Linked DNA regions of Homo sapiens: region 1 is linked to region 2. Evidence: read pairs that join two places in POLR2A ChIA-PET (ENCODE). Cell type or tissue: GM12878. All regions are shown on one strand.

Region 1 (2,500 bases), 93 kb before region 2:
TTTTTTTTTTTTTTTTATTTGTAGAGACAGGGTTTCACCATCTGGTCTAGACGCCCAGGCTGGTCTAGAGCTCCTGCGCTCAAGCACTCCACCCGCCTCAGCCTCCCAAAGGGCTGGGATTACAGGCATGAGTCACCACACCCAGCCAAACTCACTCAATTTCAAAGGATCACAAATTAAAATGGAGAAATTTTCCTCCAGCTTAAACAAGGCCTGAGCTTAATTTGATTCTCTCTGATATATTTAGGGGAAAGTTGGTTCAGCTTTGTTCACAACAGGCATTGCTGAGAATGAACAACACAAATCCACTTTCAGAATCTGGAAAACACTATCCATGCTGAATAAACCTCTGTAATTCCAAAATAAATTTCTTTTTTTTTTTTTTTTTTTTTTTGAGATGGAGTCTCACTCTGTCATTCAGGCTGGAATGCAGTGGCGTGATCTCAGCTCACTGCAACCTTAGCCTCCCAGGTTCAAGTGATTCTCCTGCCTTAGCCTCCTGAGTAGCTGGAGTTACAGGTGCCCACCACCACGCCTGGCTAATTTTTATACTTCTAGTAGAGATGGGTTTTGCCATGTTGGCAAGGCTGGTCTTGAACTCCTGAGCTCAGGTGATCTGCCCGCCTCAGCCTCCCAAAGTGCTGAGATTACAGGCATGAGCCACTGCTCCCGGCCCCAAACAATTTCTAAAAATTTAAGTTATTCCTTCCCAGTCAATAATATAATGTCACTTTAAATTATAGTATTTCCACATACATACTGATATCTGATTTTATTAAAAAAAAATAAGCAGTCATATCTTTATTTCACCAATGAAGAAAGAACTCTTCTAAACTAGAATGTTTATAGGAATTTCAAAAAGCAATGGTTGACAGTTTCCTCTTCTTTCAAGAACTGAAATCCACCAGGTGCAATGGCTCATGCCTGTAATCCCAGCACTTTGGGAGGCCAAGGCAGGCGGATCACTTGAGGCCAGGGGTTCGAGACTAGCCTAGCCAACAAGGTGAAACCCTGTCTCTACTAAAAATACAAAAATTAGCTGGGCATGGTGGCACATGCCTGTAATCCCAGCTACTCAGAAGGCTGAGGCATGAGAATCACTTGAGCCTGGGAGGTGGAGGTTGCAGTGAGCCGAGATAGCGCCACTGCATTCCAGCCTGGGTAACAGAGGGAAACTGTCTCAAAAAACAAACAAAAAAAGAACCGAAATCATGCCTACTCTTTCACTTCTCGTCTGTGTGTCATACAGGATGCCTCCCTTTTCTTTCATTTCTTTCTTTTTTCTTTTTTGAGACAGGGTCTCACTCGGTCGCCCAGGCTGGAGTGCAGTGGCACAAACACGACTCACTGCAGCCTCAAACTCCTGGGCTCACACAATCCTCCCACCTCAGTCCTCCAATTAGCTGGGACTACAGGCACATGCCACTACGCCCAGCTAATTATTTATTTATTTATTTATTTTTTGAGATGGAGTCTGGCTCTGTCGCCCAGGCTGGAGTGCAGTGCTGCAATCTTGGCTCACTGCAACCTCCACCTCCCAGGTTCATGCAATTCGCCTGCCTCAGCCTCCCAAGTAGCTGGGATTACAGGCGCCCACCACCACACCTGGCTAATTTTTATATTTTAGTAGAGACAGGGTTTCACGATGTTAGCCAGGCTGGTCTCGAACTCCTGACCTCAGGTGATCCACCCACCTCGGCCTCCCAAAGTGCTGGGATTACAGGCGTGAGCTACCATGCCTGGCCTTTTTTGGTTTTGTTTTGTTTTAATAGAGAAGGAGTCTCACCATGTTGCCCAGGCTGACCTCAAACTCCTGAGCTCAAGCCATTCTCTCACCTTGGCCTCCCAAAGTACTGGGATTGTAGGCGTGAGCCACTGTGCCCAACCAGAAGATTCTATTTAGGATCTATCTTTATGTCATAGTTTTTTGGAATTATATACAGAGTCACTGACAGGTTGGGAAGTAAAAGGGAACAAAGAAAAACCTCTGGAAAAACCTTCAGGGAAAGAAATGAACTAATAAATAATTATTTACAGTTTTCAAAATGTTCACTAAACTTTCCAGCATTCATAAAAATGGACTGGAAGAAGGCCTAGAGGTTCCTCACTGTTTTACAATCTTTAGGCTATCAAAACTAAATACCACAAACACTTAAACAAAAGCACTTAGAAACAAAGATGCTATACTTTGCACATACTTTTCATGAATCTTCAAGACTCGGTGAACTATAGGAATCTCTCTTCCTTCTATCCTAAAAACAACAATTTCTCCCACTCGTATGGGATCTTCAACTCGATTTGTTAGAAAGAGAAGATCTCCTCTATGAAATGCAGGTTCCATGCTGCCACTGGAAGGGAAAGAAGAATATAACAGCAAAAAGAAAGTATGAGATTAAATGTACTTTCAAAATTAGATATTCAACAAAATAAAAAATATCACTTTGGGAGTATACTCAATACCCTAACAACTATATCAACAGAAATGTGTATTGTTCTCAAA
Region 2 (2,500 bases):
TTTCTAGTCTGTCCATTTGTCTTTCTTCTTTTAATTGCCTGCTCATCACCCTCACTCATTTTTCTAATGGGTTGCTTATATTTTACTTATTGCTTTGTAAGGGCTTTTTGTTTTTGTTTTTGTTTTAAGGAGCGGAGAGTTTAATAGGCAAGAAGGAAGGGAGAAGACAGAAGGAAGACGCTCCCCCGTACGGAGACAGAGGGAGGGGGGGCTCCAAAGCCGAAAGAGGAGGTCCCTACCTGCCACGGATACCAGTCAGGTACACATGCAGAGGCTGGAGGAGGCGGTGTTTGATTTGCATAGGGCTCAGGGGATTGGTTTGACTAGGCATGTAATTCACGTAGCCCGAGAAAAAGCTGGCCCTCCCACCCTAGCTTTTTAATATGCAAATGCAGGTTGACACGACGTTCTACACTCGTGAGGTTATATGGGGTTGGCCATGTTGCCAGGAACATGTAGGGAAAGGGCAAGAAGGCCGTGGGAATCTCCATGTTTGGGTGGACCCAGTTTCTAATGGCCGACTTGCATATCAAAGGTTGCTGGCCTGGCTCTAAGAGCCGGGGCTTTACAAGAAACTTTTCCTGAGATGCTTTAAGGCTTCCCAATGACCCCTTTTCCTACAACATTTCCCCCTGTGGAGATGCTACACTAACTGCTGTTAGGGGGTTTTGGGCGATGACTCTTTCTGGCTACTTCCTGCTGAAAAGGGGCGTCAAATGGAGAACAGCAGCTAGGGCTCTTCCTGGGGTTGATCTAAGGGTCCTCGGAAGAATGGCGTGTGCATGTGTGGTTCAGTTTATAGCATCATTTGGAGTTTGATTGCAGTCTGATGATTGAATTTCTTTTCCTGGCCCATGAACCAAAATGATACGGCTCTGATGAGTGGAGGAACACCAGGGTTCTTGGTCCTCATGCCGGTTTAGAGAAAACAACAGGGACACACGTGGAGTGGTTTTAAGGAGTGGAGCATTTAATAGGCAAGAAGGAAGGGAGAAGACAGAAGGAAGAAACTCCCTTGTAGAGAGACAGAGGGAGGGGGGCTCCAAAGCCGAAAGAGGAGGTCCCTCTATAAGGGCTTTTTATGTTTTAATTAAGATATTAATGATAATAACTATATGTTGCAAATATTCCTTTTGATTTGTTGTTTGCCTTTTAACTTTGTGCTGGCAGGTTTTCGGTAAATAGAACTTTTTTATTGGTTGTCTTTTTCTTTACAGTTTCTTCTTTTGCTTTTATAACGGTACATTTTGATTAATTTCTATTTAAAAACAATGTGATGCTTTAGAGCAAGGTTCAAGTAAATATAAACATGTAGGTACATGGTAGAGTACCTTATTCACAGTTATTGATTGCTGCTGTTTTTGGTTTTTCTTACTGGGGCTAAATAGAAAACAGGATGTGATCTTTGGCTTTTAAAGGCTTTCAGCTTTGGCATTTAAAACATTTATTATTATTATTAATGTTTCTTATTCTTTTTAAAAATAGAGAGAGTCTTACTATGTTTCCCAGGCTACTCTCAAACTCCTGGGCTCAAGTGATCCTCCTCCCTTGGCCTCCCAAAGTGCTAAGATTACAGGTGTGAGCTACTGTGCCTGACCTAAAATCTCTATAAAAGTTTTTTTTTCTGCTGCTAATATTGAGCTCTCACACTATTTACTAGCTCTGATTTTCCAGCAAAAGATACTTACTTTACTTCTGACCATTCTCAGTCAATCCCTGAGATTTCTCTATGAGGAGAGCTTTACTTCTGATCTAATCTTTCTCTGCTTCAAGCCTCTGCAACTTCATATTAGATAATAGCAGGCTCCCAGCTAATCCTTAGACACACAATCAACTTCTCCTCCTCTTCTCCCACATGCTTTTTCCAGCTCCTTAATGAGAGCTGGAAAATCTATTCTGCCCTTTCCCCTCAATCTTTTTTTCCTAGACAGTTTTGTTTTTTTTTTTTTTTGAGTTGGAGTCTTGGTCTATTGCCCAGGCTGGAGTGCAGTGGCAAGATCTCGACTCACTGCAACCTCCTCCTCCTGGGTTCAAGTGATTCTCCTGCTTCAGCCTCCCAAGTAGATGGTACTACAGGCGTGTGCCACCACACCCAACTAATTTTTGTATTTTTAGTAGAGATGAGATTTCACTATGTTGGCCAGGCTGGTCTCAAACTCCTGACCTCAGGTGATCCACCTACCTCAGCCTCCCAAAGTGCTGGGATTACAGGAGTGAGCCACTGCGCTTGGCCTTTCCTAGACATTTAGAAGAAAGAAAGAACAAAAAAGAAATTAAAAAGAAGCTTATAAAGCAAATATCATGCAGGAGTTTCCTTATAGTTATGATCACCCTGCCTAGTAGGTCACTTGGTATTGAGTGCCCACTGTTTTCAGTGACATCCAGTATGTTCCCCTTGTTTATGGGTTCCAACACCTCCTGTTCCAAGAGACAAACATTCGTTCTGTTCAAAACTTTGTATCTCATTCCAGTGGGGTATTCTGCCAACCCATGTTTAGGT

The links. Peaks named below come from ENCODE experiments on the same cell type or tissue, not always from the same donor. Only the 100,000 strongest peaks of a DNase experiment are listed, where the experiment ranks them.
Region 1: POLR2A ChIA-PET joins it to region 2 with 5 read pairs; 5 of 35 experiments call an interaction of 5 or more read pairs at or near these places.

The regions. Positions count from the first base shown.
Region 1 is chr15:84,685,427-84,687,926 of GRCh38, forward strand. It overlaps SEC11A (SEC11 homolog A, signal peptidase complex subunit), which reads right to left. Exons shown (of 6, transcript NM_014300.4): 3 at 2,199-2,348. Among named protein-coding and RNA genes, the nearest start is that of NMB, 28 kb to the left of the region's middle. RefSeq lists an enhancer at 1,062-1,561. In GM12878, no CTCF peak of the experiment used is centred here; a DNase peak (open chromatin) is centred at 1,235.
Region 2 is chr15:84,778,054-84,780,553 of GRCh38, forward strand. ZNF592 (zinc finger protein 592) reads left to right here. Exons shown (of 11, transcript NM_014630.3): 3 at 130-259. Among named protein-coding and RNA genes, the nearest start is that of ZNF592, 31 kb to the left of the region's middle. In GM12878, no CTCF peak of the experiment used is centred here; no DNase peak of the experiment used is centred here.